Linked DNA regions of Homo sapiens: region 2 is linked to region 1. The links are chromatin loops, found by intact Hi-C in ENCODE. Cell type or tissue: IMR-90. All regions are shown on one strand. Links, peaks and the distances in the headings refer to the core of each region. The heading gives the core; the rest is flanking DNA.

Region 1 (6,355 bases), core at 2,080-4,579:
ATTAATGTAGGAAGGCGTCATTGAGCTGACAGCTGTGAACAGCATCTTAAAAGATAAGGCAGAAAGGAGGTAGCAGAGATACTCCAATGGATGGAATATCATGTGCCAACTGCAACTTTAAATGTCTGAATAATTTTCTGAGGAACTAAAAATATTGAATTGGGTCAACAAATAGGATACCTTTGTCAAAGCCATAGAGCTGACTTCTAATATTTTCAGTTACAAATATATATATTTGAGCATCTTTTAGAATAAACACCTCCCTTCCCTTCACACCAGGTAAAAAAATAGCTGGTATTCTACCATCCATATGAATTTGAAATATACGATAGAAATATAAATTTAGTAACACCTGACTTATTAAAAATTGCCAAAGATTTGATTTCCTATGGTCTATAAGAGAAAATTGCTACAAATCAATTTATTTTTTGGAATTTATTTTTCCTTACTCTTATTGCTTGAATAAACGTGGCTGCATCAGTGGTTCATGTTGACTCAAAGCAAGTTTCTCCCTTTCCTCTCCAGCTAAGGAAAGCCATATTTTTTTTTGTACTATGCTACTGTTAGCTGCTTGGCTTGGAAGACTTCGGTTATCATTATATCTTTCATGACTCAGAATCTGGCTGCCTCTCTTTCAATGATCTTGAAAATGTCCAAGATGCTGCATGATTTAGAAATGTAGAACCAAGTTAAGTTGAACAGTTTTCTACTGGGCTACATTGTAAAAATGGGAAAGGGAAATTACTTCCTTTTTTTTTTTGGAAAACACTTGCCAGTTGGAGCCTCAAAGAAGATTGAGTTTGAGAGGCCTTTAATTGTGCACCAAAAGGTTATTGCAGAAGATAACATAAAGGAGATGTCATAAAGAAGAAAATTTGAAGCTCAGTAAGAGAAAGCTGTGTGAAAAAATAGGCATTCTGCCAATTAACTGGGTGCTTGAAATAAATAGTTTGTAATTAAAGAAACGGTTGCAAATTTCAAAGACTTGATCAGTTTAACTTAGCTCATAGGGAAACCGGGGTGGTGGTGGGTACAAATTTCAGTTGTGAAAGCATGCTTACTCTCATTAAAGTTTTGCTTATCATTCATTAAATATTTACTGTTTGTAAGGTTTAGTAATATAAGATCAGAAAGTTTGTTAATCTAATATTTAATGTTAAATTATTGAAATAAAATTTCAACTACATTTGGGTAAAAGTGAATTATGATCTTAGGAGTTCAGTCATGAACTATTGACCATCTCAGTAGTTAGTATTTCCCAAACTGGGCAAAGTATGGGTGAGAGTGTGTAGAGGGGAGACCCAAGAAAACATAGAAATGGTCCATCACCCTTGGGTCTACTCATCTACTGAAGAACCATGACACAATTATATATGTAAGCAATTAGTAATAAAATATCATATGTTTATAAGTATAAAGGAGACATACAAGAAAACATTAAATGTTCATCTTTCCATACATGTCTGTCTTCATGTTGCATTAGTTTCAAGTGAAATGTGTTTTTTTATGTTTTATTACTATATACTATACCTTTTCATCCAAAGAAGAAATAAGAGATTGTCTCCTTTATTGGAAGACATTTTTGCTGGATGTAGAATTCTAGGTTGGCATGTACTTTCTTTTAGCACATTAAGATATATCACTCTGCTGCCTTCTGGCTTCTCCTCTTGCTGTGGGGAAATCAGCTGTTAGTCTAACTGTAGCTCATTTGAAGGTAAGACAGCCACCCTGCTCTTAGTCTCCTTTTAAGATATTCTATTTAATTTACTTTTGTTTGATTTAAATATTCTGTTTGTCTAGGAGTAGAATTCTTTTTATTTATCCTGCTTGAGTTTCACCAGCGTTCTTGAATTTGTAGATTGGTGTCTTATATTAATTCTGGAAAATTCTCAGCCATTATTGCTTTTAAACTTCCCTCTACCTGTTCTTTCTCCTCTCTGTCTGGTGTGTTAGTCAACTGTATTTTAGGTCTTCTTAGTCATTCACTTTTCATCCTCAGGTTGTGTCTTCCTTCTTTTTGTTCTTTCTCTGCTGAGTTACAGATTATTTTTTCTGAACTATTTCCCAGTTTGTTATTTCTATATTCTGTTTTGTCTGTTCTACTCCCATTGAATTTTAAATTTTGGCTACTGTAATTTATTTGTTTTTTTTTTTTCACATCTGCTATGTTGCTTTTTATGGATTCCTATTCCTTGCAGATATTTTAATATTTGCTTTTCTTTTTCAAATTTGTTGTAGGTTGCTTTTTAATCTGTCTGATAATTCTAAGAGTTAAAATCTGTGTGGTCTGTTCCTGCTATGGTTTGTGATTGTCTTTCACCCATGTTGCCTTATTTCCTTGCGTGGTTGGTTATCTTTAACTGGTTATTGCCCTCCCACAGCCTTTTTTCAGGACATTTTCAGGGTGAATGTGCTCTCCTCTGAGAGGTACTGTGTTTGCTTTTGCCAGGTTTCTGAGAGTATTACTTTAGGGGTATTATGTCAGGTATTAAGTCAAGGACACTTTTTAAACCGTATTTAGGATTGTGTCTCTGGCCCATCCACACCATATATACTTTGGGTGGCCACAGCTTCTCAAAAACTTCATTTTCCTACCTTTTTCTTTTCCTGCTTTGCTCAGTGACAAGTCAGCTTGCCCTTCGTTCTTCTGTGGTTAGGAGAGAGATGGTGGGTCAATTCTAGTTCACTCTTTCTCTGAAGATGTTCTTCGTTTGGGTCTCCAGTTTAATATAGGGAGGGCCTCTTGCAAGAGTCTTCCGCTTGGCAGGCCCTAATCCTTGTGTTTTGCTACCTTGCCCCTTGAGACTGAAGATCTGAAGTATGAGGAGATGGCATTTACTAATGTCCTCAGAGCAAAAATGGCATTAGTTCTCCTGGGTTTGCCTCAAAATTTGGCCAACAAGTTCCCTTTTAAACTAAATATTAGTTTAACAGTATTTTTAAAATGCTGTTAAGCTAATATTTTTAAGTGTTTTGTCCATCATTTTTGTTGTTTTCAGTGAGATGTAGATCTGAATAACTTAAGAAATCAGAAACTGCTAATAGCACGGAGCCCATCTGCTGCTGTGCTGTTGGTGATGTTGCAAATTGTTCCCCTCTCCCCTTAACATATTCTGAGCCTCAAGTCAAGACAGCTTACTGGGCTGGAGAGGTGATGGTCTAAAGAATTATAAAGATTTTTTAAAAATTTAAGTTAAAATAGCTTCTTAAATTATTATATCAAATTAATAGAGAAGTATTATTTCTTTAATTTGTTTAACTGCCCTTGTGCTCATCTGGAGAAACTGTCAGGAAAGATGATTTTTATTAAAGGCACTGCTGTTACATTCACTCAGGCATGATTCTGTCATAACTTCTTGGTATTTCCTTTCTATCTTTCTTAATTGCATGTTTTCCCTCCATCTCTGTCACAGTGCCAATTCTAGGACTGCCTTATTACTGCTTGTTGGTCTAGCAACTTCTTAACTGTTCTTTAATTATTAGCGGAATTGAACATTATTTTGTGTGTATGAATTTTTGTGCCTTTTCGTGAATTAATCTGTTTTTTATCTTTTGATGAATTTATTTTATTACATCCTATCATTAATAATTTTTAGTCTTTTGGGGTTTCATCACACAGAATATTTATTTTTCTCTTATTCTAAGCTTTTCTGTATTTCTTCAGTTTGAATATTGTCACTTTCCATAGTTTGTGTATTTCAGTCAGTAAACATTTCATCAGGTATTGTGGTAAGAACTGGGAATATAGGCTGTGTGCGGTAGCTCGCGCCTGTGATCCCAGCACTTTGGGAGGCCAAGGCAGGAGGATTGTTTGAGCTAAGGGGTTTGAGACCAGCCTGGGTAACATAATGAGACCCGGTCTCTACAGAAAATTAAAAATCAGCTGGGCATGGTGGCGCGTTAGCACGCCTGTAATCCCAGGCTATTTGGGAGGCTGAGGCAGGAGAATTGCTTGAGCTTGGGAGATCAAGGCTGTAGTGAGCTGTTCCAGCCTGAGCAGCAGAGTGAGACCATATCTCAAAAAAAAAAAAAAAAAAAAAAAAAGAACTGGGAATATAATCGTTATGACACATTTACCTGTGCTTAGGTTCATATGTTAGTGAGGGAGATATAAATGCTTATAGTATTGTACATAAATAATATAAAAAAAAACTGTATCTTCAAGCAGACAGGTATGTACCAGCATGGAGGTGGGAGTAACTATGCCTAAGGAAATCTGGTGCAACTTTGCAGAGGTAACCTGTTAGTTGCATAGAAATTTGCCAGTAGAAACACAGGGTATAGAAAGACATTTCAGATGTGGGAAATATGTGTAAAGTCATAGAAGTGAAAGAAAGACATGGTGCGCTATAGGAAGTGCAGATAGGTTGGTATAATTGGAGGGCAAAGTATTTTAGGGGAAGAAAATTGAAACTAGAAAGAGTTTAAAGGCCTGGGATAAAAAGGAACTTTGATGGACACAAAGAGCCTGTGTAGTGGGGATAATGGAGTAAGTGAGCAGGAAGGACATGGAGATGTGGTTGGGGAAAATGTGTGAGGGTAGGGGTGATGCGTTGCTTGTGAATTGTGCTGTGATCGTGGGAGTGGGCTGCAGAAGTGGAGGGTGAGTGGGTCAGAGGATGCTGACGACTGTGAAACTAGTGTTGACTGGATCATCCATATGGGTGTAGCAGTCCATTTGGACAGTGGCAAGAAAGTGGATGTTGTGATGTCGACAAGATTTGGATTTGGACCGTGCCTGTTCCAGTTTTAGTACTGGAAGTCCCACATCCTTAGAAACCTCTCATTCCTGGACAAACTGGGATGGTTGGTCACCATAATGAGGTGCCAGAAGGATATGATGAACTTGAGGCATTGAAACGTGGAGAGCAATAATCTGTAAGTGGGGAGCAGCTGGCTAGGGTGGAGGAAAAAGGAGGGAATAAAGTTATGTTAATTTATGCTAGCACGGTGTTCTCATGAGATAGCAAGGAGGTAGAGGTCTTGATTAAATTACCTATTTTTTTTCAAAAATATTTGTTTTCTTGTAGAAGAGATGAAATATGCTTTAGTATAAGTAAATAATCTTTCCTTTTTAGTGTTAATTTTACTATATTCCAAATGTGCCTATGCTATTAAAAAAACAGTAATAAAGTAACCAGACAATTGATTTTTATATTGATTAGCTTGACAGTATTACTGAGACATCAACATACTAATTAGAATGTCAGGATATTAAATTATTCATTTTCTAACTTTTAATGTTTTGGATGATTATAAATGACAAAAAAATTTGTGAGTGAAGTACCATACTATCCTATCAATTTTAGTTAATTAATTCAGCCACAGAGTGGTAATTATTTCCTTTTTTATTTTCTATTTTTGTCTCTTTGTTAAAGATTTTCCAATTAAAATTTTTTCCTATTATATGGCTCTCCTTTATACATTTAAATGAAGAAAGTACTTTGTAAGAACTGGATTACAGATAGAAAAAAATGTTTAAAACTAACTTATTTTAGGTTGATAAATATTTGGGTTATTTATCACTGTGTCAGAAATACCTCCAAACCTAAAACAACAATTCCAAAACCTAACATTAAAACTTAAAATCAAAACTTAATTCTAAAACTTAAAACAGTACCCATCTTATTATATCTCACACTTTCGAGGGTTAGGGATTCAGAATGGGCTTACAGGGCAATTGTTCTGTTCCACATAGTATTATATATGGGCTTTCTTAGTTGACAACTAGTCTGGTCTAGGATGTCTAAGACAGCTTTACTCACATGCTTGTGCATATGTGAGGACTTCTAAAAGGCTGGACTCTGCTGGACGCCTTTCCATGTGATCCCTCAAACGAGGTGGTTGGACTTCTTACTTCATGATCTAGGACTCCAAGTGAACAAGGCAGAATCTGCCAGTCCTCTCAAAAAATAGGCCTGGGCCTGGCAGGGCATCACTCGTTCCTGTCAAAGTAGTCACAGGCCAGGCCAGATTCAAGGGGAGGGCAAATAGATCTTAGCTCTCAACGGAGGATGTGTCAAAGACTTTGCAGCCATCTTTAATCCCCATGTACTCCAGATTGATGATTACATCACAGTGCATTTGGGAAACAAATTGCCCTTTATAATCACAGTATTTGCTACCAATATAGAACCTATATTTATTTGAAATGATAATAACAGTATTAAAAATTATGATATTTGCTTTCAGCATTTGATCTATTCACAGTTTTAATTTCTTTATAAATGAAATGATTCCTAATTGTTTTATATATATCATATATATATCATACATTTATTTTAGAAAAGCGGATTCTTTTCCTGGGATATGCTGTTTAGACCAGTGATGTATGTCGAACCACTAATGGACCTTA
Region 2 (6,355 bases), core at 2,372-4,871, 59 kb after region 1:
GATGGTAGACCAAGGAGCAGATAGTCAGGAGTATGAAGACTGAGAAGAGGCCATTGTATTTAGTGATTTTCAAGAAAGTCATAGAAAATAGAACAAAACCTTACAGTGGTGAATAAAGGACTAAAGTAATATCTGGAACAAAAGAGATTAAATAAAATTTGAGTCAAAAATTTTATTAGACATATTTAGAGCCCAAATCACAAAATAAAGTTTGAAACCAGAGACACAACCCCTATCTTTTTCCTTAACAGATTTTTATCAGGCTAGTTGTTAAGTTTGTCTATTTGAGTAATGGCACTGATATATCAAATTCTTTTGTTTTAATGAAGCAACAGCTCTCTAGTATGCAAAACTTGGGAAAATATTTTGCTTTACAATTTTAGTGTTCATTAAGCCTTATTATGTAAGCTGTAAGCAAATGTTAGAGAATTTTAAATGTTTGTGACATCTGTGTTTTTATTGTGAATGTGAGTTTTCTTTTGTAAGTATTACAATGATCATTGTTAACAGTTTGACCTTGCTTTACATTTTTGCCAGACTATTCAGTGATAGCTATTTGCATGCTGTCTTTCCTTTTATTTCAGCTTTCCATCCCACTTCCTCTTATGTTGCCAAATGAGAAGCTTGACTATTGGTGGTTAGAGTCTCTGCCACTCAAGATTTTCATTTTTCTGTATTTTGAAGTACTGTCTTTGTATGCTTTTCTTTTCTCCATTCAAAGAGCAGTCTCTTTACATTTGATATTCTGATAGAATTTATCTGCTGAAAATCAAAGTCTGTGCTCCTTGAATTCTGGCTTCAAAATAATCATCTAGAATAGATGTAAGATACTAGAACCAGATGAAAGATTCAAAAGATGTCAGTCTTAATTTATAAGTTTATTATCTACAAGACTGGATCTTGACTGTACCAGTCTTAAAAATATATCTTGCATTATAATTTGAGCTATGACATTTCATCAAACGTACAGTTTAAATTTATAGAACTCTTTTTTTTGCATTAATTTATGTAGTCAAATAGAAGACATTAAATTCAAAAGTATTTCTTTTCTTTCTTTTTTTTTTTTTTGAGATGGAGTCTCTCTCAGTCGCCCAGGCTGGAATGCAATGGTGTGATCTCGGCTCACTGCAACCTCTGCCTCCTGGATCAAGTAATTCTCCCACCTCAGCCTCCCAAGTAGCTGGGATTACAGGCACCCACTTTTTGTATTTTTGTAGAGACAAAGTTTCACCATGTTGGCCGGGCTGGTCTTGAACTCCTGACCTCAGGTGATCCTCCCGCCTTGGCCTCCCAAAGTGCTGGGATTACAGGTGTGAGCCATCATGCTCAGCTGAAAATATTTCTTAAAGATTTATATTTTCTGTCATTATTTTATGCAGTGCTTTAAAATTAATTGCTATTAACTTTTAATTAATGGAATATGATGACCTGAGTATTATTACATATCACAGAACTTTAATGTAAAGATACATCAATGAAATTTAGAATTTTACTTAGATACCAAGTTAATATACCAAAAATCCATTTAGACTAATTTTATTAAAACAAATGTATCAGAATTTCAGTGGCAATAATACTGTTTACATTTTTTTGATGGAATTCTTTTTTTTTTACATGGTATGGCTAGTATACAAATGATAGGGTTTTATGCTAAACAGGTTTTTTTTCCCCACATGCAGCAGAACTCTGCTTACATTATGACCTTTCAGAATAAATTGGCAAGCAGGTCAGATACCAAGAGCTAAGAAAGGATGGAAACAAATGTAGTATTTTGCAGGTGAATTTTTGAGATGCCCCATTTACTTGAAATTTTAAATAATGGAGGTAAAAGACTTTAGTTGAAGTTTGAATGTCTCAGAATGATGAATAAGGAGTTTGTCAGGTATTATATTTTCAGTGTTAGTGCAGAGTAATTCCTTGTAACACAAATGGCTGATTTTTGTAATATGTACACACAAGCTTAGTATGGTATGATAATAAGACAACAAAAACCTAGTAGCCTTTGCTTTTTTTCACTTTGCAGTTGACTTGGTAGCCTATCGGAAAGTCTGTTTTCATTTCTTCATTAGTATTATACCTTGGTGTTTTTCTAATAATTTATGGTAGTTTTTTTCTTTAATCAGAGAAGTTCCAGATGTAGGAACATGTTTTCATAGACGTTTGCATGCTTTCACATAGTTCCTTTAATTTTCCATTATTCTTCAAAGAAGCATATATATAATTTTCATTTGGGGCCAGTGTACTGTGGTTGACAACATATAAAATTAATCAGAGTCAAGCAGTTGAAGGTTAACATGAAAGAAATCTAGAAGAACCCAGTGCAAAATATAAGACAACACAAACTTTACATTAGACCCTATTGCTCTGAATGGATTGGAGGGATGGCGACCTTGCCAGTTGGAGTGACATGAGTGCAGTGGATGAGCTGTGGCAAAGTCAGGAAGCTTGGGAGCAGCAGAATTAGCGAAATGTTAGTAGTTGCTAGGTAATAGGGTTTATGTTAAAGATCGGAGACTAAGACGTGGTCATTGTTAAATCCCCTTGAGGAATTTATGGTGAAGTAGCCAATTAAACTTGGTATGTGCAAAGCCAAGGGAAGCTTCATGTTGCCTTAGTAAACATCTCTAATTGAATACTAAAGGATCCCGTGCTGCCTGGTGGGTATATCCCCTAGAGTAGTACTCACTGTGATTAAGGGTACATTGTTTCAGTAACTGATCCCTTGAGGCAGTGAATTGCCCAGTCAGTGCAGGAGTTTTAAGGGTCCAGGTCTAAAGGTGGAATTGCATCTTTTGGCTCTGTTTGAAGCTCCTTCTTGTGTGCCTGCACAGGAGTGCAGTGGGTACATACCTGTGAGCACATGTACCCTATTTCTTGGAATGACATTCTTGCTTTTAATTTTGGGCTGACTAGAAATTTTTGTCTGTGATGCCAGTGGTGGGTAGATAGGTAAGGATGGGCACAGTTTAGCCAGCGTGGATTGTGAAAAAGTACATTTATTTCAGGAAATTGTAAGAAAAACAAAACTGGGACCTAATTTAAACATCAGGCACTCCGAGAAAGTAGAGATTCTTTTTCTGTTTTTTCAGTGTTAGCTGTCTGGAGCTTAACTGAGAGATCAAGATAAGTTCAGTTCTTCTTTGTCACATCCACATCTTACAGTACTTGAAGCAATGTACTTTATTAACAAAAAGATAGTACATTTCTAGCCAAAGTAGAGGATTTAGGGAAAAGTTCTTTTAAATTTTATCCAGGGAGAGATTAAACAACATTGAGAGCCTGGGCAAAGAAAAGCAACTAGATTTTACATATTTAGTTAATTATATAAGAACAGATGGAAAAGATATGAGCAAATGCCTGACTCCACAAGATAACATGAGTAAGTGCTAAAATAAAGGTATTTAAACTTGTCTAGTAGTTGGTAAACAGCGTATCAAGAATGGAGATCTTTGCAACAGCTTCATAAAAAGACTTTATCAAATTTGGGAAACTCTTATATTAAGGAGATTACCATTAAATCAAAGCAATGCCTTAAAAACACAATACTGGTCTGTAATTTAAGGAGGATCATATTTATATAAGAAGAATACATTAAAAAGACATTGAGTTGGATAATTTAAATGGAAGAAATTAGAATGTGCATTTTTGACATCAGTTATTCCACCTGAAGCTAGAAATATTTTTTGATCAGCAAAGTCATTGCAAATAAGTTATATTAGTCTTAATGTAATTTGCATAATTTGAGACAACTAAAATATATTATTAAATGAACTAATAACTGTCACTTTAGAGCTTTTATATATATGCAAATAAATACTGTTCAACTAAAGTAACTCAAGAAAAACCTTGCTAGTGTTCCCTTAAGTGTAGGATAGAGGAATACCAAATGAATGAATAAATGAATAAATAAACATGTATACACATATATTTTATCTTGGTTAAATAGATAACTGTGAAATATTATACTTAGGAATAGCTTTGACTTTTCAAGTTTTTCTCACTTAAAATATGTTCTGTGTCTATCTAGTTTTTATTATGCAGCGTGTATTTAAATTATATTTTCATTTCTTTTCCTTTTTGAACAAATAATTAGGATTTATTTGATTTAGATTCTAAACACATTTTTTAATGGAATTATTATTATTATTTTTGAGAGGGAGTCTCGCTCTGTCGCCCAGGCTGGAGTGCAGTGGCGCGATCTTGGCTCACTGCAACCTCCACCTCCTGGGTTCAGCCTCCCAAGTAACTGGGACTACAGGCGCACATCACACCCAGCTAATTTTTGTATTTTTAGTAGAGATGGGGTTTCACCATGTTGGCCAGGATGGTCTCGATCTCTTGACCTTGTGATCTGCCCACCTTGGCCTCCTAAAGTGCTGGGATTACAGGCGTGAGCCACCACACCCTGCCAATGGAATTATTTTAAATTATTCATAGTATGGTCTAATTTATAACAACATTAGATATTTGAAATATTACTCAAAGATTAGAAATCTCCACCAAGCATAGGAAACATTTGGTCAACATAATTTTAATGGCCTTTTTAGAGACTGTAGTAATAATCCTCAGAAGCCAGAAATTATTAATAGTCTGAGTAATGATGAGAGTCATTCTAGGAATAGAATTAGAAGGTACTTACAGGAGGCCAGAGATCTGAGGGACAGAGGGTGGTGGAGACAACGGTAATCACACCTCTCAGATATAGTGTACCTTTTTATTAATTCATTTTTTTCTTAGTGGTCAGTTAAAGTATGGTAAAAATAGGTGGAAACTCAGAATTTCAGGGTCTTTTACTCAAATATAGGCCTGTTTATGCCCAGAAGAGACCCTGAACGTAGACTTCAGAAGCATTATCAATTTCTATTTTAAAAGTTAAGTATATGTGGACAGCTAATAACTCAATATTTCTTTTCACATAAAGATATATTTTAATTCAAATATGATAATTGAAGATGGAAAGTAACTCATGTCGTGTCTACTCATATATACTTTACATATAATAATCTGCATAGATTTTAAATACACAGGTCTCTAATATTTGGCAAAAGTATACACTCATCATATAAGTATTATGCCAAATGAGATAAGGAACATTCCCACCTTCCCAAATATAACCTTGTGCTTTTTGTAATCATTCATCTCAAACTCTCCGTCCCAAGCAACCACTGAGTGATTTTGAATATTATAGATTAGTTTTGCCTATTTTAGAGTTTTATGTAAGTAGACTCACATAGTATGTACTTTTTTGTGTCTGGTTTCTTTTGCTCAGCCAGGTTTCTGTGTGTGTCATTATTTGTTCTGTTTTATTTCTTTTTATTTAGGATCAGTATTCAAGTGTTCAAGAATCCCAAAGTGAGGAAAAGATTTGAACAGACATTTTACAAAGGCAGATATACTAATGCCCTTAAGTGTGTGAAAAAGGATGCTCAGTATTGCTAGTCATCGAGGAAATGCAAATTAAAGCCACAGTGAGATACAGCAGTACACCCACTTGAATGGCTAAAATTTAAAAACTGGTAAAACCAGGTGTTGGGGACCAAGTTGTATTTGCATTGCCGTTGAGGGGTGTACATAAGACTTGTTCATGATTATTCATAGCAGCTTTATTCATAATAGCCACAAATTAGAATCAAATGAAATGTTTCTCAACAGGTGATTAGATAAATACATTTTGATATAGTTTTGATTTTGTTCTTCTACCTGAGGTTTCTCCTTGGCTAAAGTAGAAATGTGTACAATTTTCCGAAATTTTGATAGGGAAAGATTATTGAAATAAATAGCCAGGTCTTTGTTAAGCCAAAGCTATGATAGAATCCTATTTCATATAATTAATACATTAAAAAGCAGGAAATTTCTGCGTTGTGTTTGTGATCTAGAGTAAGCTAGTAGAATGTGATTGAAAATGTTGTCCAGCTATATTTTCGGCTTGTGTGAAAATGGCTGCCAACTGAAATTTCTCTTCTTTTTTAGAACTGAATTATCTAGAAAATGGAATGAACTTCTTTATCACCCTGGCAGAAATTGGCAAAAACTGTAAAGCAGTTTGTTTTAATTCATCCTGTATTTTTTCAGTCTTAGTTTTCGTGTTACAGGTTTTCTTATTTTCCAGATTTCATAAGTATTTAATGAGATTTTGGGAATGGCTTTGTTAAAAACTATTAGCTAAATTGTAATTTAAACCAAAAAACTTCTTTGGAATTGTATTTTAACTGGGTTATTCAATTCTTTTTTCTTTGAGACTTGTCGCTCTGTTGCTCAGGCTGGAGTGCAGTGGCCCGATCTCAGCTCACTTCAACCTCCGTCTCCTGGGTTCAAGCTATTCTTTTGCCTCAGCCTCCCTAGTAGCTGGGATTCC

The links. A loop is a pair of places that touch in the nucleus more often than their neighbours do. Peaks named below come from ENCODE experiments on the same cell type or tissue, not always from the same donor. Only the 100,000 strongest peaks of a DNase experiment are listed, where the experiment ranks them.
Region 2: a loop joins it to region 1, with 2.7 times the contacts of the local background. A loop is called at or near these places in 1 of 110 quality-filtered maps.

What each region holds. Positions count from the first base shown.
Region 1 is chr6:57,361,931-57,368,285 of GRCh38, forward strand. The region is part of intron 5 of PRIM2 (DNA primase subunit 2); the gene reads left to right. Among named protein-coding and RNA genes, the nearest start is that of MIR548U, 25 kb to the right of the region's middle. In IMR-90, for the core only: no CTCF peak of the experiment used is centred there; no DNase peak of the experiment used is centred there; H3K27ac peaks cover 304 bases.
Region 2 is chr6:57,421,105-57,427,459 of GRCh38, forward strand. The region is part of intron 7 of PRIM2 (DNA primase subunit 2); the gene reads left to right. Among named protein-coding and RNA genes, the nearest start is that of MIR548U, 34 kb to the left of the region's middle. RefSeq lists enhancers at 2,174-2,708, 2,709-3,242. In IMR-90, for the core only: no CTCF peak of the experiment used is centred there; no DNase peak of the experiment used is centred there; H3K27ac peaks cover 629 bases.